2 separate regions of the Homo sapiens genome follow, and region 1 is linked to region 2. A link is an interaction called in ENCODE POLR2A ChIA-PET data of the cell type or tissue named here. Cell type or tissue: Caco-2. All regions are shown on one strand. Each heading gives the region's core, and the rest is flanking DNA. Links, peaks and the distances in the headings are about the cores only.

Region 1 (12,178 bases), core at 5,202-9,201, 160 kb before region 2:
CTAAAACAGTAGGATTACAGGCATGAGCCACTACGCCCTGCTTGACTTTTAACTTTTTTTTTGAGATAGGGTCTCGCTCTGTCTCCCAGGCTGGCGTGCAGTGGCGCAATTATAGCTCACTGCAGCCTCGACCACCTGGGCTCAACGGATCCTCCTGCCTCAGCCTCCTGAGTAGCAGACGTGAGCTCCCCCCTGCCCGACTTGACTTTAACTTTTCAAACTGTTTTAGAATGACAGAAAAGCTGCAGGGACAGTGCAGAGAGTCCCCGTGCACCCACTCCCGGGCTCCCTGCTGTTCTATCTCCCGTCTGTGGCTGTCACGGCTGATGAACCAACATCCGTACGCCACCGTTAACTCCTGAGGCCCACGCTTTGCTTGGATTGCCTCAGTTTCCCCCATGTCCTTTCCTGCCCAGGACCCCACGTGGTGTTTAGGCGTCTCCTCAGGCCCCTCTGGGCTGTGATGGTTTCTCAGAGGCCCGTGTTTCAGATGCGTTGGGCGGTCCTGGGGCTGGTCGGGTGGTGTGGATGCCCTGGAGTAGTCGGGCTGGTGTTTCCTCAGACTGGGGCAGGAGTTTTGGGTGGAGGACCCTGGGCGGGAGGACCCTGTTGTCCTGTCTTCTTGGGCCAAGGGCACCTGGTGAGGGCGTGGGGCAGGTGTCTCTGCCTGAGGTCCCTTCCCTCTGTCCACGCTGAGCTCCGGGGAAGGACTGGCCGTGTGACCCACGCATTTGGGTTTGGGGAGCTCTCCTCCGCTCTGCCTGCGCTCCCTGCACCACCAAGGCCTGGGCGGTTCTGGGCCCGATAGCAACTCACCCCCGCTCCTGGCTGGGGCCTTGACCAACTCAGGAGCCCCTGACCTTGCCCGGGAAATGCTTCCACGGAGGGTCCGGGCCACAGGTCAGCGTGACCAGGCCCTCTGCAGCCTGGGTGGGCAGTGTCCGGAGGGCCCTCGTGGGCCTCAGTGGGATGAATGCTCCCCAACCCTGCCGATCGGGGCCTCCAGAGGCTCTGGGAGGTGGACTGCTCCTACCCTCCTGGGGTGGGGGGTGCTGCACCCTACCTGGCTCTGGGCCTCAGGCGGGCAGCATGGACACCTCTGTCCCGGGGGTCTCTGTTTGGGGGCAGGTTCCTGAAGGTCCCTAGTGATCAGTGCCCAGGTGCTTGGGTCTGACAGGGTGGGCAGTGGGCAAAGCTGAGCAAGGTGAGGGGGACGGAACCCACAGCTTCCAGGGAGAGACAGCGCCCCCTTGACATGCCTGGTTTTTTTCTTTGTTTGTTTTTCTTGAGATGGAGTCTCCCTGTGTCACCCAGACTGGAGTGCAATGGCACGATCTCAGCCCACTGCAGCCTCTGCCTCCTGAGTTCAAGCAGTTCTCCTGCCCCAGCCTCTCGAGTAGCTAGGATTACAGGCACGCACCACCATGCCCAGCTAATTTTTGTGTTTTTAGTAAAGACAGGGTTTTACCATATTGGTCAGGCTGGTCTTGAACTCCTGACCTCAGGTGATCTGCCCACCTTGGCTTCTCAAAGTGCTGGGGTTACAGGCGTGAGCTACCATGCCCAGTCTATTTTTTTTTTTTTTGAGACAGAGTCTTGCTCTGTCACCCAGGCTGGAATGTAGTTGTGCAGTAACAGCTCACTGCAGCCTTGACCCCTCTGGGCTCAGGTGATCCTCCCGCCTCAGCCCCCCGAGTAGCTGGGACTACGGGCATGCACCACCACACCCAGCTAATTTTTGTATTTTTAGTAGAAATGGGGTTTTGCCATATTGTCCAGGCGAATCTTGAACTCCTGGACTCAAGCAATCTTCCACCTTGGCCTCCAAGTGCTGGGATTACAGGCGTGAGACATCACATGTGGCCGGACACGGTGGCTCACGCCTGTAATCCCAGCACTTTGGGAGGCCAAGGTGGATGGATCACCTGAGGTCAGGAGTTCGAGACCAGCCTGACCAACACGGTGAAACCCCGTCTCTACTAAAAATACAAAAATTAGCTGGGCGTGGTGGCACGTGCCTGTAATCCCAGCTACTCGGGAGGCTGAGGCAGGAGAATCGCTTGCACCTGGGAGGCAGAGGGTGCAGTGAGACGAGATCACACCATTGCACTCCAGCCCGGGCGACAGTGTAAGAATCCGTCTCAAAAAAAAAAAAATGAAATGATGTACATACATCTCCTTCACTGGGCAGCGCGTGTGTGTGTGTCATCCCCATGGCGAGCCCCACCTCTGGGCGTGGCTGCCCCCGCCCCTGCCTCCGGCACAGGGCATGGCACCAGGCTCACCCCAGACCCGAGCTGCTCAGAGTTCCTGCAGCATTGCTGCCCTTCAGGTGCTGCAGAAGTCAGACGCCGTCCTGCGTGGCCCTGAGGGTTGGTGTTTCTCACCCATTGCTTGTTTATTTTTTTCTTTTTTGAGACGGAGTCTCACTCTCTCGCTCTGTCACATGGTGGCTCACGCCTGTAATCCCAACACTTTTGGATGCCGAAGCAGGCAGATCACTTGAGGTCAGGAGTTCAAAACCAGGCTGGCCAACATGGTGAAACCCCGTCCCTAGTAAAAATACAAAAAAATTAGCTGGGCATGGTGGCGCACACCTGTAATCCCTGCTACTTGGGAGGATGAGGCAGGAGAATTGCTTGAACCTGGGAGGGCCGTGGTGTCTCCCATTCCCACATGCTCCAGTGTGTGGAGGGCCGTGGTGTCTCCCATCCCCACGTGCTCCAGTGCGTGGAGGGGCCTTGGTGTCTCCCGTACCACCCTCACCGGGCCTGGCCTTGTCTTCCAGGACTCCTCCTATTTTGAGGACTTCTCCAACATCTCCATCTTCTCCTCGTCCGTGGACTCCCTGTCGGACATCGTGGACACGCCCGACTTCCTGCCGGCTGACAGCCTCAACCAGGTGTCCACCATCTGGGACGATAACCCTGCCCCCTCCACCCACGATAAGGTCAGTGCGCCCGGTGCCCCCAGCCAGCCCCGACCCACCAGCGTGGCCTCCCCAGCCCGGGACCCACACGGTCCAGTGAGGTCTCAGTCTCCCCCACTCTGCGTGCCAATGGCTGTGCCTGTCACTGTCGGCGCCATCTGTGGCCATGGATGAGGTGGTTAGTTGAGGGTCCTCTTGTGTCCTGAATAGGAGAAGGCGACGTCCAGGACATCTGTGGCTACCACATCTGGGCGGTGCTCCTGGCATGGAGTTGGGGGGGGCCAGGATGCTGCCCAGCGCCCTGCAGTGCCCATTATGGCCCCACCTGAGAGGGACCCTGCCCCGTGTCCACCGCACCCGGGGAGTCCCTGGTCTAGAGAAGCACAGGAAGGTGACGGGACAGAGAAGCGTGGTCAGGAAGGGCCCCCTGGAGAGGCAGCGCCCAGCGGGCCCAGGCAATGTGGCTGTCCAGGCAGAGGAACAGCACCTGTGGTGGCATCCAGCCCCATGGTGCCTGGGTCAGCAGTGGCCGTGTCCCCGCTAGTGGGGAGCTGAGAGGGCGAGGTTGGTGGATCCTGTCCCAGGGTGGGGAGCTGGACATTGTCCGTGGGGGCTGAGGGGCTGGGGTTTGCCTCCAAGAAGCTCCTGAAGGACCTGGGTGGGCCAGGCCTAGAGCAGGGGTTGTAGGGCAGCAGGGCCCCCAGGTTCTTCGGGCCTAGCCTCTAGCCGTGCCCCAGTGCGACTCAGTGGAGGTGTCTGGTGAGGGAGGCATGGCTGGGAGCCAGGCCTGGCAAGTCCCTTCCCCAATCCGGGCCTGTCCACGAGAGAAGCTTCTAGACTTTGGGAGCAGACGTTGGACATGTCTCTGGGACTGAGCGCCTTCCGGTGAGGGCCCATGCCAGCCTCCGCACGCTCCCGGCACAGTGGTGGGCTCACACCCATAGGCCGCTCTCCCGGGCCCTCAGGAAGGGGCAACCCGGGCAGCAGAACTCACGGGCTTGGGGGCCCAGGCAGGAAGCATCAGGGCACCCCGCAGCCACGGTGGGTGGCTCACGGTGGGCGGCTCAGGAAGCATCAGGGCACCCCGCAGCCATGGTGGGCGGCTCAGGCTTGGTCCCTCTGGCACAAGGGCCCAGCAGAGCATTTCACCCAGCCCGGGGCCCGTGCCCTCCCAGCTAGCTCCCAGGTCCTCAGCAGGGCGTGAGGAAAGAAGCCAGGGCCTGACCGGCCTGCTGTGGCCGGCACGAGGGCATCTGAAACCCAATGCCCGCCAGCCCCACCGGGAATGGTGACTCAGCCTTCCAGGAACCTGCGTGGCGTCTGTTTTTTTGTGTTTTGTTAACTTAAAAAAAAAAGGAGAGGGCAACTGAGTATAGGTTTCTAACCTTCCTGTGCCACGCTTCCACTTTCTTTAAAAACCCTCAGGAGTGTTCCTAGTGTTAGAAAATGCAGAAGCTGTGGACTCAGTTCATTAGCATCACTAGCCTGGTGGCTCCCACACACTGCCGAGAACCCGGCCCGGGCTCAGGCAGGCTTGGGCGGAAACCTCACCCGTCTCAGGACGTTGGAGTTCAAGGGGGGGACCGGGTCTAGAAGAGATGCTCTTATTTATTTATTTACTTATTTATTTTGAGACGGGATCTCACTCTGTCGCCCAGGCTGGAGTGTGGTGGCGCAACCTCAGCCCATTTCAGCCTCGACCTTCTGGGTTAAAGCGATCCTCCTGCCTCAGCCTCTCGAGTAGCTGGGTCCATAGACACACGACACCACGCCTGGCTAATTTTTGTATTTTTTGTAGAGATAGGATTTTATCATGTTGTCCAGGCTGGTCTGGAACCCTGGCCCCAAAAGATCTCGCCCGTTCTGCCTCTGCCTCCCACAGGCCTGAGCCACGCACCCGGCGGGATTCTCCCCTTTCCAATTCTTCACACTTTTTTTTTTCTTTTTTTAAGACAGAGTCTCTCGCTCTTGTCGCCCAGGCTGGAGTGCAGTGGTGCGATCTCAGCTCACTGCACCCTCCACCTCCCAGGTTCAAGAGATTCTCCTGCCTCCTCAGCCTCCCTAGTAGCTGAGATTACAGGCATGTACCATCGTGCCTGGCTAATTTTGTATTTTTAGTAGAGATGGGGTTTATCCATTTTGGTCAGGCTGGTCTTGAACTCCCAACCTCAGGTGATCCACCTATCTTGGCCTCCCGAAGTGCTGGGATTACAGGCGTGAGCCACCATGCCCGGCCCACGCTCACTTTTTTTTTTTTTTTTTTTTTGAGATGGAGTCTCGCCCTGTCACCCAGGCTGGAGTACAATGGCGTGATCTCAGCTCACTGCAACCTCTGCCTCCTGGGTTTAAGCGATTCTCCTGCCTCAGCCTCCTGATCAGCTGAGATTACAGGCGCCCACCACCACACCTGGCTAATTTTTTTTTTTTTGTATCTTTAGTAGAGACGGGGTTTCAGCATGCTGGCCAGGCTGGTCTCGAAATCCTGACCTCCACTCTGGGAGGCCTTGGCCTCCCAAAGTGCTGGGATTTACGGGTGTGAGCCACTGTACCCTGACCATGCTTACGTTTTTTATGGCTCGTATTACTGTTAGGATTTTTGCTTTTTAAGAGTGGATATATTCCAGAATCACACAGACCCTAGTTTGGACCCTACCATCCCCCAGCCATCCGTCCCGGGGTCCACACTGTCTCAGTGTTGGCGTCTGGACAGTGGGCATGACGACGGGCCACACCACCCCCCGACCCACCCGTTCACAGGCTTTACACGCCCAGTCAGTTCGGAGACCCCTGGGTGGGCCACAGACTCATCCAGAGGCCCAGCACACCTGTCTGCCAAGGCCTGGGGTCAGCTCCCCGAGGACAGTGTCACTGCCCACCCTGGTGAATCTGCATGAGGCTCCGGGCAGTCCTTCTCCCCAGGGTGGGGCCGCAGTGGGATGTGTTCTCTGGTCACTACAGTGGCAGGCATCCTTGCCCCATCTCTCACAGAGGAGGTGCTGCCCTCGAGGGGCCTCAGGGACTGCACCCACGGGGGTTCTTGGAGAGTGCAGGGCTGCCCTGGGCCACCCACCCTGTGTGCTGGGAGCCATCGGGTGAGGGACAAGGCCCAGGCCCGCCCGCCCCCACTGCCTCTGTCTCCTCTTCCCCCTCGACAGGGAGCTCCCAACCCCTTGTCTCCCAGGCCCCCGAGGGCCTCCTGCACTGCATGGGGCTGGCACACAGTGGGTCTCTCCTGTCAGACCCCTGTCCACAGCCTTCCTGGCAGCTCCCGCGGGACCAAGCTGTGTTGTCTGTCAGAACTAGCCGGGCACCTTCCTCCCGGGCACTCCAGGCAGGCACACTGGCCATCAGTGAGAAGGCAGCCAGGTGCTGGCCAGGAGGAGCGAGCCTTAGGCCCCAGGGAGGTGCCCACTGGGGAGGCTTGGGAGGCACCAGGGTCACCCTGAGAACAGCAGGAGAGCAAGACCCAGGGCCCTGGGGAGCGAGGATGGGGAGGCGAGGACGGGGCAGTGGGGAGCCTCCCTCTGGTGGCCAGGCTGCGAGGGCCCACCAGCTGTGACCTGTCCCGTCTGGCCCGGGCTGACATCCTGCTCCCCTTCCAGCTGTTCCAGCTCAGCAGGCCGTTTGCAGGCTTCGAGGACTTTCTGCCCTCCCACAGCACCCCGCTTCTCGTCAGCTACCAGGTGAGCTGGGCCCAGCCGAGAGCTCCCTCCCCTGCCCTCTCATGGGACCTAAGGAGAGGGCTCAGCACAGGCATCTCCATTGTGGGGAGCGCTTGGCTGGCCTAGAAGCTGGGAGTGCCCATTTTATAGCTGAGGAGATGGAGGCCCTGGGGGAGCACCTTGCTGCAGGGGCAGACAGAGCCGTCTCCCACCCCTGGGTCACTCAGCTGCCCATGGTCAGCCTGGCCCCTGCCCCTGGGGGAGCCCAGTGCCCGCGGCCGCTCAGGCCTGCAGTCTCCGCTGAGCTCCCGCCACGCACGCAGGAGCAGAGTGTGCAGAGCCAGCCAGAGGAGGAGGACGAGGCTGAGGAGGAGGAGGCGGAGGAGCTGGGGCACACAGAGACCTACGCCGACTACGTGCCGTCCAAGTGTGAGTGGCCCGGCTGCACCCAGCCCTGGGACAGGTTCAAACCCTTTTGTGGGACCGAGACCCTGCAGGTGACCACCGCCCGCACAGCCCACAGAGGGAATGTGAAGCTTCAGGGAGGGCCGGAGAGCCCGGGGACAGGTTCTACAATCCAGGCTTATACAAAACCGGGGTTCGCAGAGGGGAGAAGTGGAAAGGAACCTCAGAGGCACTGGGAGGATTTTTATGCATTTGCCCCTCCTGCAAGCCGCTGGCCACGCCCCCAACCAACCCAGCAGGCCGCGGCCACACCCCCGACCCGGCCAGCCCTGACCACTCCTCCACCCAGGCATTCCTGGCCACGCCCATGACCCGCCCAACGGGACCTGGCCACGCCCCCAAACTGCCCCGCCAGCTCTGGCCACGCCCCAGACCCGCCCAGCGTGCCATAACCGGCCCTGGTCACCCCTTGGCCATACCCTTTACCTTGCCCTCCGTCCTTGCTCCTCCAGCCAAGATCGGGAAGCAGCACCCAGACCGCGTGGTGGAGACCAGCACACTGTCCAGCGTCCCACCCCCAGACATCACCTACACCCTGGCCCTGCCCTCGGACAGCGGGGCCCTGTCTGCCCTGCAGCTAGAGGCCATCACCTACGCCTGCCAGGTGACCGCATGTCCCCAACCCAGCCCAGCCTGTGTCCGCGAGGCCCCTGGGGAGGGGCCGGGCCAGCACCCCCAGGCCCTGACGCCTGCTCTCCGGCAACAGCAACACGAGGTCCTGCTCCCCAGCGGGCAGCGCGCGGGCTTTCTCATCGGCGATGGGGCCGGCGTGGGCAAAGGCCGGACGGTGGCCGGAGTCATCCTGGAGAACCACCTGCGCGGCCGGAAGAAAGCATTGTGGTGAGGCCCTGCCTGGGGCAGGGGGCGGGAGCGGGGGTGGGGGGCGGAAGCGGGGGGCGAGGGGGAAGGGTGGGCGCGCCTGACGCCCCCACCCCGCAGGTTCAGCGTCTCCAACGACCTCAAGTACGATGCGGAGCGCGACCTGCGGGACATCGAAGCCACGGGCATCGCGGTGCACGCGCTCAGCAAGGTAGGGGCTGTGCTCGGCAAAGTAGGGGGCAAGGTGGGGACCGTGCCCTGCAAAGTGGGGGCTGCTCAGCTGGGTGGGCCAGCAGCCAGGGCAGGCTCTGCCCAGCACCCTTACAGATAGGGAGACCCAGGTCCAGAGCCTGCTGAGCCGGGGCCCCATTCCACACCTGTTCTGTGCATCCCCAGATCAAGTACGGTGACACCACTACCTCAGAGGGCGTCCTCTTCGCCACCTACTCCGCCCTGATTGGGGAGAGCCAGGCCGGCGGCCAGCACCGCACTCGCCTCCGGCAGATCCTGGACTGGTGTGGGGAGGCCTTCGAGGGCGTCGTATCCTGCTGGGGGCAATCGGGAGGGGAGGGCTGGATTAGGGGGTCGGAGGGAAAAGGAGGATGGAGGAGTGGGAGAGGAGGGGTGGGAGTCAGGGGAGAGGAGGGCAGGATGGGAGAGGGTAGGAGCGGAGGGGTGGGGCTGGGGAAGGGCTGGAGGCCACTGGAGCTCACTACCCTGGATGTGGCCACCCAGCCCCCAGCTTTGCTCAGGGTTTAGGACTCCGGATAGAAGACTTTTCTGGTCCTGGGAGGCTGGCCCTGTGGGTACCACACAAGTGACCATCATCATTCACCACAGGGCTCCGGCTTGGTTTCTTGGTTCTGATAAGTGGGATGAGTGACCATAGATGTGGTCCTGATGTTTGCCATGATGCCGTGGGCAGAGGGTGGCCACTGAGCTGCTCCCCAAGTCAGGAAGGTGCCAACCCCAGCTGATAGTGTGGTGGGCACAGTTCACTCCCCAGCATCCCAGGGCTCTCGTCGGCAGGCTGCGGTTCGGAGGGGCTCCCCCACAGGAGACCCAGGACAGTTAGCAGCAAAGGCACGGCAGGGCACCCCTTGGCCAGGCTCAGCCCTGGTGCTCGGCCCTGCAGGGTGCACCTTGGGTGTTGGGGTGTTGGGAGCACAGGCTCAGATAAGGGAGGGACGTTGGCCTGCAGCATCCACTTCATGCACAGGACATGGCCATGGCTTTGCTGTTCAGTTAACGCCGAGACACAGAACATTCAGACTGGCCAGAAACAGAACGGGAGACTGCTGGTGTCTTCGCACCCGGCTGAACAATCTATGTGCAACAATCTACGAAATAGCGATAACCCTGAGATCATACCTCGCTGAGCTGCTACGTGGCGGCAGGGCCGGCCGTTTAATTTGTATTCTCCCAGTTTTCCTTCCTCAGACTGCTTTCCTGGAACTTGGCTTTCTTTCGTCTTAAAATATTAAGAACCTGGCCGGGTGCAGTGGCTCACGCTTGTAATCCCAGCACTTTGGGAGGCCGAGGCAGGCGAATCACGAGGTCAGGAGTTCGAGACCACCTGGACAACATGGTGAAACCACGTCTGTACTAAAAATACAAAAGTTAGCTGGGCGTGGTGGTGCGCACCTGTAATCCCAGCTACCCGGGAGGCTGAGGCAGGAGAATCGCTTGAACCCAGGAGGCAGAGGTGGCAGTGAGCCGAGATTGCCCCACTGCTCTCCAGCCCAGGCGACAGAGCGAGACTGTGTCTCATCTAAAAAAAAAAAGAGTTCCAGACTGTCTTGACCAATATGGTGAAACCCCGTCTCTACTGAAAATACAAAAATTACCCGGGCGTGGTGGCGCACACTTGTAATCCCAGCTACTCAGGAGGCTGAGGCAGGAGAATCGCTTGAACCAGGGAGTCGGAGGTTGCAGTGAGCTGAGATCGCGCCGCTGCATTCCAGCCTAGTGACAGAGCGAGACTTCGTCTCAAAAAAAAACAAAGAATTAGGGCTGGGCACGGCTCACACCTGTAATCCCAGCACTTTGGGAGGCTGAGGCAGGCAGGTCACTTGAGGTCAGGAGTTTGAGATTATCTGGCCAACCAAACGGCCAACCCCGTCTCTACCAAAACTACAAAAATTAGCCGGTTGTGGTGGTGGCACACACCTGTAGTCCCAGCTCCTTGGGAGGCTGAAGCAGGAGAATCACTTGAATCTGAGAGGCAGAGGTTGCAGTGAGCTGACATTGTATCACTGCACTCCAGCGTGGGTGACAGAGCAAGACCCTGTCTCAAAAAAACAAACAAAAAAGAAAACAGGTTCCAGGTATCCTCCTCCGATGGCAACGTCCTGCGATATCATGGTTTAGGGATCCCACCCTTCCTCGCCGGAGGCCCCATCCTCGGTGTGTGTTGTTTAGAGTCTGGGAGGAGCCATCCCAGGCCACACCCATCTAATGGTCGTGTGGGGGCCGCCTGCCCGCCCGCCCCCCATGGTAGCCGGCTGCCACTCCGACCTGGGCTTCCCTCGTGGAGTTCTCAGCCGCACAGGCGTTTGCCCCCCACCAGGAAGGTGGGGTCTTGGGTGGTCAGGACCTGGGCTCCTGGGGTCGCCCCCGTCCTTCAGAATACTCCTTAACCCACGTGTGCCTCAGATCGTGTTCGACGAGTGTCACAAAGCCAAGAATGCCGGCTCCACCAAGATGGGCAAGGCTGTGCTAGACCTGCAGAACAAGCTGCCCCTGGCCCGCGTGGTCTACGCCAGCGCCACAGGTGGGGCGGTGCGGATCCCACGTGACCCACCCGCAGCAGCGTCTTTCTGCCTGGCTGTCCCCGCGAAGGGGTATCCCACACGCGTACTCAGCCTCCGTCTGCACCCTGCTCCTCCTCGGACACTGGGGCACCTCTGCGCCTGTCCCAAGGCCACGCTGGCTCTCTTCAGGCCCATGGCTCCAACCCCGCAGGGCCCCTCGTCGGGTGGTCCCAACTTAGTCGTCCCCTGACGCGGCCTCTGGGCCCTCCCGGGTTGGGGAGCTGACGGCAGCTTCCCCCCACAGGTGCCTCTGAGCCTCGGAACATGATCTACATGAGCCGCTTGGGTATCTGGGGCGAGGGCACACCCTTCCGGAACTTTGAGGAGTTCCTGCACGCCATCGAGAAGAGGTGAGTGCCCTTCTCACCCACGTGGAGGGGCGGCGGGGGGTGGGGAGGAGGCCTCAGGCCCATCAGCCCAAGGCCTGGCACTGCCACGTGTGCTTCCCCAGCACCCAGAGGTGCTGAATGTGGGTCGCTCGTTTCACTGCCTCGGGCTGCCCAGCACTCCCAGGGAAGCCAGCCCCTCCGCAGCCCTTCCTGCCCCGTCCCCGCCAGGCTCAGCTGCCAACTGCCTCAGTGGCCGCCAGGGCTCTGCTCCTGCCGACCCCGCCCTCTCTGCGACTGGCTCTGCCTCGCGCTCCGAGTGGCTCCATCCCCACGGGCTCTGGCCGTGCTCACGGGGGCTGTGTCCATCCGCAGGGGCGTTGGCGCCATGGAGATCGTGGCCATGGACATGAAGGTCAGCGGCATGTACATCGCACGCCAGCTCAGCTTCTCCGGCGTCACCTTCCGCATCGAGGAGATCCCGCTGGCCCCAGCCTTCGAGTGCGTCTACAACCGCGCGGCCCTGCTGGTGAGCCTGCGCACCCGACCCGGGGACCCCTGTGCGTTTCCCGGGTGAAATTGCTCCCCCGTGGCCTTGCAGATGCCACAGGCGTCATCAGGTGACGGCCCGCCCTGTCCTGTCCTGGGGTTTTTTTTTTGTTGTTTTTTTGAGACAGTCTCGTGCTGTCATCTAGGCTGGAGTGCTGTGGTGTGATCTCAGTTCACTGCAACCTCTGCCTCTTGGGTTTAAGCGATTCTCCCCCCTCAGCCTCTCGAGTAGCTGGAGTTACAGGTGCCCGCCTCCACACCCAGCTAATTTTGTGTATTTTTTGGTAGAGAACGGTGTTTCTCCATGTTGGCCAGGTTGGTTTCAAACTCCTGACCGCAAGTGATCTGCCCGCCTCGGCCTCCCACAGTGCTGGGATGACAGGCGTGAGCCACGTGCCCGGCCATCACTGGGGTTTTTATGTGGCTGTGATAACGAGGGATGGGACCAAACCACCGCCCCCCTTCCTGTGGTGCCCAAGCCCTTTGCCCCCAGGTCCTGGCCCACAGCTGGCAGTTGGTAGCCGTGTTCAGCATCCACATTGCTGTGGGCCATGTGGCTTGGTCGTTCCCTCCATGTTTGGACAGGTCCTGTTTTCTCCCCCTCACGCCCAACAG
Region 2 (12,178 bases), core at 3,622-7,621:
TCCAGGCAGGGCGTGGCCTCAGGGGTCCTACCTGTGTACATGATGCCGTTGATCTCCACCGACATGCTGATGCTGTTGCTGCCGTTGGTGCCCGTCAGGTTCACAGCAGAGTCCTGGCGGCTTTCGGAGGCTGTGGGAAGAAGAACAAATTAGTTTCTTTTTTTCTTTTTTTTTTTGAGACAGAGTCTTGCTCTGTTGCCCAGGCTGGAGTGCAGTGGCGCGATCTCAGCTCACTGCAAGCTCTGCCTCCTGGGTTCACGCCATTCTCCTGCCTCAGCCTCCCAGTAGCTGGGACTACAGGCGCCCGCCACCACGCCTGGCTAATTTTTTGTATTTTTAGTAGAGATGGGGTTTCACCATGTTGGCCAGGATGGTCTCGATCTCTTGACCTCGTGATCCACCCGCCTCGGCCTCCCAAAGTGCTGGGATTATAGGCATGAGCCACTGTGCCCAGCCGAACAAATGAGTTTCTTTCTTTTTTTTTTTTTTTGAGACGGAGTCTCACTCTGTCACCCAGGCTGGAGTGCAGTGGTGCGATCTCGGCTCACTGCAACCTCCACCTCCAGGGTTCAAGCAATTCTCCTGCCTCAGCCTCCTGAGTAGCTGGGACTATGGGTACACACCAGCACACCCGGCTAATTTTTGTATTTTTAGTAGAGACGGGGTTTCACCATGTTGGCCAGGCTGGTCTTGAAGTCCTGGCCTCAGGTGATCTGCCCGCCTCGGCCTCCCAAAGTGCTGGGATTACAGGCGTGGGCCACCGCGCCCGACCAAAACTGCCATTTCTGATCATAAAGACACCTGTGACATGTTCTGTTTTCTGTCTGTCTCGCCAACTAGATTTTAGCTTTACAAGGTGTAGACGGTGTCTGTCACATTCATGCTGTCACCAGTGCACACAGTAGGTGCTCAATATTTATTTGTTGAATAAGTGTATTTGTCCATACTCCACTTTGTTTTTTTTTACCTTGTTTTTGAGACCAGGTCTTGCTCTGTCACCCAGGCTGGAATGCAGTGGTGCAATCATGGCTCACTGCAGCCTCGACTTCCTGGGCTCAAGTGATCCTCCCATCTCAGCCTCCCGAGTAGCTGGGGCTACAGGAGCGTGTCACCACGCCCAGCTAACTTTTGTAGAGATGGCATCTCACTGTGTTGCTCAGGCTGATCTCAAATTCCTGGGCTCAAGCAATCCTCCCATTTCAGCCTCCCAAAGTGCTGGGATTATAGGCATGAGCCACGGTGCCCAGCCAGTTTACTTTATTATTTTTTATTTTTTGAGATGGAGTTTTGCTATTGTTGCCCAGGCTGGAGTGCAGTGGCGTTATCTCGGGTCACTGCAACCTCCATCTCCCAGTTCATGTGATTCTCCTGCCTCAGCCTCCCAAGTAGCTGGGACTACAGGGGTGCGCTGCCACGCCCGGCTAATTTGTTGTATTTTTAGTAGAGATGGAGTTTCACCATGTTGCCCAGGCTGATCTCGAACTCCTGACCTCAAGTGATCCACCCACCTCGGTCTCCCAAAGTGCTGGGATTACAGATGTCAGCCACTGCACCCGGCTTTTTTTTTCTTATTGATTTGTTGGCACTCTTTACATATGTAGGCTCCAAGGCCCTCACTGTGTGACACACGCAGGAAGCACAGCGGGTCTGGGCACGAGGGCAGTACCTTGGCTGTTGATCCGAATGCTCATGGGCAGCTGGGCCGCCATGGCCAGGAAGTTCTGCTGGAGTGCACGTTGCATCAGCCGTTGCTGCTCATCGGCCACCAGGGCCATCTTCTTCTCCGGAGGCTCTGCAGACTCCAGCTTCTCCCGCAGCTGTTCCAGGGCAGCTGCCTGTGCGGCCACAGCTGCTTGGGCGGCTGCTGCTTGCACAGCTGCTGCCTGGGCTGCCACCACAGGGTGGCCCGCCAGGGACACAGGCAGGCGGCCAGGGACTGTGATGGGGATGGCTGAGTCCTCCTCTAGGTAGGAAAAAAGGGGAATTGGTGGCCAGGAGGGGCTGGGCCCTGCCTTCCACTCAAGGCAGGAACATGCACCTTCTTTTTTCTTTTCTTTTCTTTTTTTTTTTTTTTTTGAGACGGAGTTTCACTCTTGTTGCCCAGGCTGGAGTGCAATGGTGCGATCTCAGCTCACCGCAACCTCTGCCTCCCGGGTTCAAGTGATTCTCCTGCCTTAGCCTCCCTAGTAGCTGGGAAACAGGCACCCGCCACCACGCCTGGCTAATTTTGTATTTTTAGTAGAGACGGGGTTTCTTCATGTTGGCCAGGCTGGTCTTGAACTCCTGACCTCAGGTGATCCGCCCGCCTCGGCCTCCCAAAGTGCTGGGATTACAGGCGTGAGCCACCGCGCCCAGCCTTTTTTTTTTTTGCTTTGAGACAGAGTCTCGCTCTGTTGCTTAGGCTGGAGGGCAGTGGCGCGATCCCAGCTCACTGCAACCTCTGCCTCTCAGGCTCAGGTGATTCTTCTGCCTCAGTCTCCTGAGTAGCTGGGATTACAGGCGCCCACCACCACACTAAGCTAATTTTTTTTTTTTTTTTTTTTGACACGGAGTCTCACTCTGTCGCTGAGGCTGGAATGCAGTGACGTGATCTTGGCTCACCGCAACCTCTGCCACCTGGGTTCAAGCGATTCTCCTGCCTCAGCCTCCCAAGTAGCTGGGACTACAGGTGTGTGCCACCACACCCGGCTAATTTTTGTATTTTTAGTAGAGACAGGGTTTCACCATATTGATTAGGCTGGTCTCAAACTTCTGACCTCAAGCGATCCGCCTGCCTCAGCCTCCCAAAGTGCTGGGACTACAGGCGTGAGCCACTGTGCCTGGCCTAAAAAAATTTTTTTTAGACTGGGTCTCACTACTGTTGCTCAGGCTGTAGTGCAGTGGTGTAATCTCAGTTCACCACAGCCTCGACCTCCTGGGCTCAACCCATCTGACCACCTCAGCTTCCTGGGTAGCTGGGACCACAGGTGCACGTTGCCACGCCCAGCTAATTTTTTTTTTTTTTTTTGAGATGGGGTCTCACTATGTTGCCCAGATGAGAAATGGTAACTCAGACAGGCAAACTGAGGTGACACTGCTGTGTGTGCTGTTGGTACCTCTGTGTTATGGAGGATTCAGAGGCTCAGTGGGAGGGAAAACTGATCAACTGATGATGCCTGCCTCAGTGTAGACTGGAAAAACAGTGATCAATTAGTAATGTCTGCCTTGGCCACAGGACTGGAAACACAGATTGATTAGCAATGTCTGCCTGCCACCTGTGTGGAATTAGAAAATGGTGATGGATTGGTAATGTCTGCCATAGGCAGAGGACTGGTAGATTGGAAGCCCTTTTCCATGCCAACTATAGGGTTTTTCATCCTGGTTACCCAGAGAGGGGAAGAGGTATCCCCCAAGGTCAGACAGCCAGGCTGAAGCTCAGTTGGGAACACGCCCCAGGCCCCATACAGGCCCTTACCTTTCTTGATCTTAGGGGCGGGGGTGATGGAGCTGCCATTGGTGCTTGCGGCCAGGCCCAGGGAGGACACGGGTAGCTTGGGTGAGGAGAGCATGCCGTGTGCCCCGCCTGGCGAGTAGGCAAAGAGGGAGCCACCAAAGCTCTGGCGCCGGCCCTCCCGTCGGTTGCTGTCTATGGCTGCCTGGAGCTCATTGGGGTTACTGAGGCCCCGCTTCTCACACTCGTAGGGGTACAGGTACTTCATGTATCTGTGGGTGGGACGAGGGAAGAGGATGGCACCCGGGTCACCCCTACGGCTCTCTTTGGCCTTCAGTACAAAGTAAACCCCACTGTGGCACCACCATCCCTGGTTCTTCCCTTGGACTTGCTCAGCAGCCCCCAGAGCTGCTGGGCCTTTGCCCATTCCCTCCATCTCAATGCTGTTCCTCGCAATGGCCCCTGATTGCACAACCCCAGAGACTGTGTGGTCCTCGCACCCCTACTTGACGCTCTCGGGCCCTGGACGCACGGTGTGGCCCTGTGCCCTTTGCGGCTGCCCACTGCCCCCTCCTCTGCAGCTGCCCACCACCCCCTCCCTCTTCTGCAGGCCCCTTGCACTGGCTGCTCAGAGTGCCCTGGCCCGACCTCGGCACAACCGTCCGCCACTCACTGGGTCCGCAGGGTGAAGGCTGCACTGGTGATGGACGTGGGCAGGTTGAGGCCCTTGGTGATCTCACGCCACAGCTTCTTGTTGATGACCTCCACGAGGCCGCCCTTCTCCGTCACCAGCACGTACAGCATGAACAGGTCAAGGACCTGTTTGGCCATGATGGGGATGCGGTTCACAGGTGTCCCTGGGGGAAGGGGCGAGAGGGAGGTTGGGGGCCACCTGGGCACTGCAGGGAGCCGAGTGTCCTGGCCTCCGCCCTCTCCATGCCAGGAGCACTCCCCCGCCCAGGCTGTGACAACCACAGATGTCTCCAGACATTGCCCAGGGCCCTCTGTGGGTGCAGGATCATCCAGGCTGGGAACCTCTGCTCGAGAGGGTGCAGAGGGGGCAGCTCTGCCTCGGTTTATCCACCAGTAACCTGGGCTTAGGGACAGCGCAGCCCTCGGGAGGAGGGTTACTGAGAGGAGGGACGTGCGGGAGACGCCCGGATCTTTGTTATTCCTTCTCCACGCCACACACCACGGCAGCTGCCAAAACAACTCTGCCTATGTTCCCAGAGGCCTGTTCCCTCCACACTGACAGGGGCTCTGCAGCCTCAGGCAGGCAAGGGGTAAAGCCTGGCTTACCCAATTTCAAGTCTGGAGAATGGAGGGCTGTGGACTGGCCTAGGGAGGGGAAGGGGATGGGCTAGCCCCGACATGGGGGGTTGGGCTAGCCCAGGAGGAGAGGGTTGTGGGCTACGCTATGCCAGGGAGGGAAAGGGGGAGGATTAGCCTAGGCAGGGGAAGGGCGGTAGGTGGGCTGGCCCAGGAAGAAGAGGCGGCTGGGCTGACTCAGGTTCCTGCCCCTCAACTCCTGGAGCCGGCTGCAGACGTGGCCCCTCCCCGCCCTTCCAGCCCTACCTGCCCCCTCCAGGGCTCTCCCAGGCTGCCCCTGCACCAGGAGCCTCTGGCTTCAGATGTCAGCTCCACCTCTGCCCAGCCCCTCCCTGGCCTGACAGTAGGCAAGACCCACTTAAACCTATCGTTCTGTCCGTGAAATTCTGCACTTAGGAGATCAATTGTGTACAGTCTGTGGCCCCCACCCCATGTTCTGCCTACGTGGGGTCCCAGCACTCAGTGGCATACAGTAGGCGCTCAGTGAAGACCAGTGAGGGCAGGTGGCCCAGGCCATAGCTGCTGCCCACTCACCATGGGGTGGGAGGGGACGCCCATCGCCCTGTTAGGGATGGGGACGTGGACATCGAGGTTCTGGGATGTGACTGGCTGGAGAGCGGGTGCAGCCCTGAGTGAGCAGCCGGCCCTCTGCCTGGTCGAGGCCTGCTACCCCCGGAACCCCCGGTGTCTGACCTTCCAGAAACACCTCCCACCACCCTCCGCCACTTCCAGGCCCTTCCCAGGTTGCAAAACCCCCAGTGAATGGAGGAGATCCCAGGTTGGAGGAAGACGGGCCTCAGACCCGATCCCACCTGAAACCCACTTTACAGCCTGGGCGAGAGGAGCCGCGCCGGGTTTCAGCTGCAGGATCGGCCCGGAAACCTGCCCAGAGCCTCCGCCCGGCCCCACTCGGGACACCAGTTTAGGCCTCAGAGTTTGCAAAGTAAAAGTAACGGCATCAGGCCGGGCGCGGTGGCTCAAGCCTGTCATTCCAGCACTTTGGGAGGCTGAGGCGGGCGGATCACCCAAGGTCAGGAGTTCGAGACCAGCCTGGCCAATAGGGAGAAACCCTGTCTCTACTAAAAATACAAAAATTAGCCGGGCGTGGTGGCGGGCGCCTGTAATCCCAGCTACTCAGGAGGCTGAGGCAGGGGAATCACTTGAACCTGGGAGGTGGAGGTTGCAGAGAGCCGAGACCCCGCCATTGCACTCCAGCCTCAGCAACAAAAGCAAAACTCTGTCTCAAAAAAAAAAAAAAAAAAGGATCAGCAGCAGAGGGTTGGTTCCCAGGGCCACGCCCTGGCTCTGCAGTGGGCGGGAGGAGGATGTTTACAGAAGGAGCTGGGAGCATCACCAGGGCCCGTCGTGGGGCCCAGATAAGGAAGGGTGGGGAGGTTGTCAGGGAACAGCAGGTCAGGTGGTCCAGCTGCTGCTGCTGAGGGGAGAGGGTGTGGTCAGGACCCCTCCCTCACTTCTAGCCCCCAGAGAATTCTGAGAAATTTAGTTAGAGTTTTTTACTTTGTGACACAGGGGAAAAAAAAAATTATTTCTCTCTGTCTGGAGTGAAGGAGAGGAAGATTGTGAAGTCTAGGGTGATGGGCAGGTTCACCTGACGGATTCTCAGCTCCAAGGGCCCCCATTACAGAGCAGGAAGCTCCTGGAGGAAGCCAAGGAAGAGGGAGCTTTGAGGCTGGGTTTTGAGGGACGCATAGGAGCTCGCTGTCTCCTGTCCTGTAGGAATTCCCAGCTTGGAGAGGGAGGTAAAGCTGGACACCAACCCTCACGGCCCCACGTGCCACGGGCCCCCATCTCACCCACACTCATGAGCAGCCTACCATGCCTGCTTTTTGTTTGTTTGAGACGGGGGCTCCCTCTGTCACCCAGGCTAGAGTGCAGTGCTGCAATCTCGGCTCACTGCAACCTCTGCCTCCTGGATTCAAGCAATTCTCCTGCCTCAGCCTCCCAAGTAGCTGGGATTACAGGCGCCTGCCACCACGCCTGGTCAATTTTTGTACTTTTAGTAGAGACGGGGTTTCACCATGTTGGCCAGGCTGGTCTTGAACTCCTGACCTCAAGTGATCCACCTGCCTCGGCCTCCCAAAGTGCTGGGATTACAGGTGTGAGCCACCATGCCCAGCCCTCACCGTGCTTTCTAAGTACCCCCAGGACACCAGGCACTGTACCAGGCACGGGTAACAGCAAAACGGGTTGGCTTTGGACCCAGGAGCTCGGAGCCCCACAGCAGAGTGGTCAGGGCTGAGCAGGTGCGAACAGGATGATAAAGGGTCATGGGGAGGATCTGTCCAGCCTCACAGGGGGCAGTGGGCCCTGGTCAAGCCTGGCCTTGGAGGATAACACAGGAGGGGCCCCCGCCCAGGTCCCGGGTCTGGATCCTCTGTTCCCAGCACGGGAGGGGTTAACTCGGAGGCCGCTGGGCAGTGTGGGCCAGGGGGCCCACAACCCTCCTCCTCCTTCCCTTCCGGGCGGCTGGCAGTGGCGGGTCTGGGGCCTGTGTTTATAGAAGCCAGGGGAGGGGTGGGCGGAGGCTGGGACACAGCGGGCCCCTGTGACGGCCCCAAGTGCAGGGACAGAGCCCTCTGCCCCACCCCTTCCGACCTCTGTGGGCCCCAAGGCCTCCTCCCCCGTCTGAACAGTGGGGATCGGAGCTAGCTCCCTGCCCTAGAGGAGTGTCCAGGGGGGTTGGGGCGGCTCCTACCTGGCAGCAGACGCTCCTAGGACCCTCTCCGGCCGACGAGGACTTGGAGGCGAGACGGAAGCCCTTGCCGCACTCTCTCTGCCCCGTGGTCACTCTAAGCTGGGGTGGGGCCTGGGAATGGCCGCTGGGACACCCCGGCTACCCTTGGTCGTCTGAGTCTGTCTTGTGTCTGGACCTCAGTTTCCCCACCTGGACACCAGCCCAGACCTGCCCTCTCTAGGCCAGGAGACTTTGGGGGCACAGAGCCTGGTATACCGTTGGTGCCCAATAAGTGTGCACAGTAAACAGCGGCCCTGCACTCAGCACATCTGGGGTACCTGCTGGCCACTGAGTTTTGGGCAGGGACTGTTTGTGGCCCGTTTTTACAGATGGGGAAACTGAGGCCCTGGTGGGAAGAGGGGAGGGGCCAGGACTCAAATGTCGCATTGGCCGCCATGAGATCATTAGACTCTAAGCCATCTCGCGGCCGGGCGGGGGGCTTCTGTCCTGCCGCACCTGCACCCACCTGGCCAGCCCGAATCTGACCCCACTCCCTAAACACAGAGGCTGGTTCCACTCCCCCATTACCCAGTAGTGGGGACCCCCACTTCACTGCACCCTGGATGCTAAGGAGATGACCTGGACTGTCTGTTCTGGGTTGGGGCCCTGAGACTGCCCTGCCCCCCACCAAGGGACCTACCCCTTAGACTCACAGGCGTGCCTCCCGCGTCAAACCTCCATGGCAGGATGTGTTTCCCCCCAAGACACCCCTGAAGTCCCTCCCGATTTAGGAGCCTTGGATGCCTCCAGCCACGGGGTGCTCACCACCGCCCCGACATACCTGGAGCCAGTAGGGCCCCTCCTACAGCCCTGTTTCTGTGACCTCCCTCCAGCGGGGTGGGGGCAGAGGGCTCACCTCGCTTCTGCATGAAGCTGAACAAGTCATCCAGGAATTCCTTCCTCTTGGGGTCCCCGTCGAGTTCGTAGAGCTGTGAGGGTGGAGAGGGGATGGGTTAGTTGGTGCCAGAGCTCAGGTGTGGGAACCATGTCCCTCCTGCACTGGAGGCCAGGTCAGGAGGACAGGAGCAGGGGTCACCACCCCTAGGACCCTCAAGCCGCTGCCAGAGCCGAAGACCCCGCTGGGCAGGTGAAGAACCACAAGGCTGCAAGACAGAAATGCCGGTGAACGAGCTTCCCAGAGGGTCTGCAAGGAGGCACCAGAAACCAGGTGGCCTGGGACAAGACAGTGTCCTCTCCCGGTCCAGGGGCCCGGGAACCCCAGATCAAGGTGCGTCCTGGCTTGTGGCCGCAGCGCTCCAGTCTCTGCCTCCGTCTCCACAAGACCGTCTCCCCGTCTCTCTCTCCTCTTCTCAGGACACCAGCCTGCTGGTTTTAGGGCCACCTCATCTCAAATCGATCCTTAACTCCCTTACAGCCACACGTTGCAGCTTAAAGCAACAGAAATCTATTCTCCCGCGGTCCCGGAGCCCAGAAGTCCAAAACCAACTTCTCTTCAGGGTGGCGGCTCACACCTGTAATCCCAGCACCTTGGGAGGCGGGTGAATCGCTTGAGCCCGGGAATTCAAGACCAGCCTGGGCAACATAGTGAGACCCCATCTCTACATTATGATAACAAAAAGTTACCCAGGTGGGGTGGCTCATGCCTACAGTCCCGGCTACTCGGGAGGCTGAGGTGGGAGGATTGCTTGAGCCTGGGCAGTGGAGGCTGAAGTGAGCCGAGACCGCACCACTGCACTCCAGCCTGGGCGACAGAACGCAACCCTGTCTCTAAAAACAAAACAAAACAAAAGATGTCTGCAGGGTTGCGTTCCCTCCGAAGTCTCCAAGGGAGGAACCTTCCTGCCTCTCACGGCTTCTGGGGGCTCCAGGTTCCTGGGCTTGTGGCCGCGTCGCTCCAGCCTCTGCCTCTGTCTTCGTGCAGGATGCGTCCTGATAAATGTCTGTTGGTGATTTCGTCAGTGTGAACATCAAACAGTGAGTCACACACACCTCACGGGTGGAGCCTCCCACACACCCAGGCACAGGCACAGCCCAGCCAGCGCTCCTGGGCTACAAATCTGTGGCTGTCCTGGGTCCCGTAGGCAGTGGCAACGTGAGCATGAGTGTCTGTGCGTCTAACACAGCTGAACACAGAAAAGGTGCACAAGAAATATGGAATTTTTTTTTTTTTGAGACGGAGTCTCGCTGTCCCCAGGCTGGAGTGCAGGGGTGCAATCTCGGCTCACCGCAACCTCCGCCTCCCGGGTTCACTCCATTCTCCTGCCTCAGCCTCCCGAGTAGCTGGGACTACAGGCGCCCGCCACCACGCCCGGATAATTTTTTGTATTTTTAGTAGAGACGGGGCTTCACCGTGTTAGCCAGGATGGTCTCGATCTCCTGACCTCGTGATCCGCCCGCCTCGGCCTCCCAAAGTGCTGGGATTACAGGCGTGAGCCACTAGAAATATGGAATTCTAATCCTGTGGGACCACCGTCCCATCTGCGGTCTGAGGTTGACCAAAGTGTCAACACGTGATTGTATGTCAGTAAGTTCCCCCGTTTCCAAATGAGGTCCTGTCACAGGTACTGGGAATCCAGTGCTTGAACCTGTCCTCTTCTTTTCTTTTTCTTTCTTCTTTTTTTTTTTTTTTTTTGAGATGGAGTCTCGCTCTGTCGCCCAGGCTGGAGTGCAGTGGCGCGATCTTGGCCCACTGCAAGCTCCACCTCCCGGGTTCACGCCATTCTCCTGCCTCAGCCTCTTGGAGTAGCTGGGACTACAGGCGCCCGCCACCACGCCCGGCTAATTTTTTTGTATTTTTAGTAGAGACGGAGTTTCACCATTTGGCCAGGATGGTCTCCTGACCTCGTGATCCGACTGCCTCAGTCTCCTAAAGTGCTGGGATTATGGGCATGAGCCACTGCGCCCAGCCTATTTTTTTTTTTAATTTTAATTTTTATTATTATTATTTTTAGATGGAGTCTCGCTCTGTCGCCCAGGCTGGAGTGCAATGGCGCAATCTCAGCTCGCTGCAACCTCTGTCTCCGGGGCTCAAGCAATTCTCCCCCCTCAGCCTCCTGAGTAGCTGGGATTACAGGCACCTGCCACTATGCCCAGCTAATTTTTGTATTTTTTGGGTAGAGACAGGGTTTCACTATTTGGCGAGGCTGGTCTTGAACTCCTGACCTCAAGTGATCCGCCTGCCACAGCCTCCCAAAGTCTTTTTTTTGTTTGTTTTTGGAGACAGGGTCTCACTCTGTTGCCCAGCCTGGAGTGCAGTGGCGCAATCATAGCTCACTGCAGCCTCAACCTCCTGGGCTCAAGGGATTCTCCTGCCTCAGCTGCCCAAGTGGCTGGGACCACAGGCACTCGCCATCACACCCGGCTAAGTTTTTACATTTTCTTTTGTAGAGATGGGTCTTTCTATGTTGCCCTGGCTGGTCTCGACCTCCTGGGCTCCCTCGATCCTCACGTGTTGCCTTCTCAAAGTGCTGGGGTCACAGGCGGGAGCCACCGCCCTCCACCTTTTCTTTGGGGGACACAATTTACCCTAGGACAGTGCCTGCCTGAGTTCACACAGCAAATCGCTGCAAAAATTCACCAGCATGCCTCCCGGGGCTGTCCTGAGGGTCGGACGGGAGCGCATTTGTTCCGAGAACTGGCTCTGCTTTGCAGGTGAGGAAACTGAGACACAGCGGCGAGTGCGGGACCAGAGCCTGGGGGCTGCTGGGGACTTGGCCCAGAGCCCCGCCCTGCTTCCCATCCCGGTCCTCCTGTCTCCTGCTGGCTTCCCCGCACCTGGAGCCTGGAGTCTCAGCCTCCAGCTATGAAATGAGCCACCGACCGCCTCTGCCTGCCAGGGTGGTGGCTGGGGAGGAAGAAGATCACCAGGCCCCGGAACGTCTTCCAGAGGGGAAAGAGGCTCCGTCTGGGGTACAAGGAGCCAGGAGGTCCCCCAGCGCCCCCCCCCACCCACAGGTTCGGGCGGGCAGGGTGGGGGAAAGCCGGCAGGGATAATTAGAAAGCGGAGTTCAGGCGGGGGCCAATTTGCCGAGGAGGAGCTGCGACAAATACCAGGCTGCCAATTAAGCTCGGGGGAATGTGGCTGGCTGGGCAGTGGGGAGCCTTGAAACCACCAATTAGGCCTCAGCTGGGATGATCGGTCATTAGGGCCCAGAAGGAGACCCACGCCCAGCCCCTGCTGCTGCGGGGACATCCCAGGTGCTGGGGAGGCCGGCCAAAGGCCCCATCACCCTGCAGCCGTCCTGCCCCTCTCTGGGCCTCAGTTTCCCCGTCTGTGTATTGGAGGCCCAGTGAGGCCTTCCGGGAAGGGGCTGGGGGGGCAGCCAGGAGTCCTGACCTCTGCCCTGGGTGGTCGAGGCTGCCCGAGGTCCAGCTGCCTGGTCTTTGTCTCCGCCCCAACCCGGCCAGCGCCAGACTGGCCAGCCTGCATTCCTGCGCTGATTTATGGTGGCCGGGGAGGCCCTTTCCCCTTCAGCTGCCTGAGGGGTGTGGGGCCCTCAGGTAGACCCGGCTGGCCGGGCCGGTGGGTCCCATGAGCACAGGCACGCACACATGGCCACACGCCCGGCCTCGTCCTCTGACCCCGGCCCGGCTGCCGCCCCCTCCCCTCCACGTTCTTCCTCCGAGACCCCGTCCATCACCGAGTCACGGATCTAGGAGTGTATCTGGGGTTTAGTCTGTTTTGTTCCCAGAGTCTGGAATCA

Evidence for each region. Peaks named below come from ENCODE experiments on the same cell type or tissue, not always from the same donor. Only the 100,000 strongest peaks of a DNase experiment are listed, where the experiment ranks them.
Region 1: POLR2A ChIA-PET joins it to region 2 with 7 read pairs; 2 of 35 experiments call an interaction of 5 or more read pairs at or near these places.

What each region holds. Positions count from the first base shown.
Region 1 is chr19:1,118,376-1,130,553 of GRCh38, reverse strand. It overlaps SBNO2 (strawberry notch homolog 2), which reads left to right. Exons shown (of 32, transcript NM_014963.3): 5 at 2,789-2,950; 6 at 6,532-6,612; 7 at 6,915-7,020; 8 at 7,509-7,660; 9 at 7,763-7,896; 10 at 7,996-8,086; 11 at 8,272-8,415; 12 at 10,531-10,648; 13 at 10,933-11,038; 14 at 11,390-11,543. Among named protein-coding and RNA genes, the nearest start is that of GPX4, 20 kb to the right of the region's middle. RefSeq lists an enhancer at 7,712-8,215. In Caco-2, for the core only: no CTCF peak of the experiment used is centred there; a DNase peak (open chromatin) is centred at 7,353.
Region 2 is chr19:956,357-968,534 of GRCh38, reverse strand. ARID3A (AT-rich interaction domain 3A) reads right to left here. Exons shown (of 9, transcript NM_005224.3): 4 at 8,371-8,443; 5 at 4,104-4,287; 6 at 3,455-3,702; 7 at 1,667-1,963; 8 at 32-130. Among named protein-coding and RNA genes, the nearest start is that of WDR18, 22 kb to the left of the region's middle. RefSeq lists silencers at 3,337-3,514, 10,689-10,881 and enhancers at 5,208-5,726, 11,257-11,958. In Caco-2, for the core only: no CTCF peak of the experiment used is centred there; DNase peaks (open chromatin) are centred at 6,094 and 7,374; H3K4me3 peaks cover 88 bases.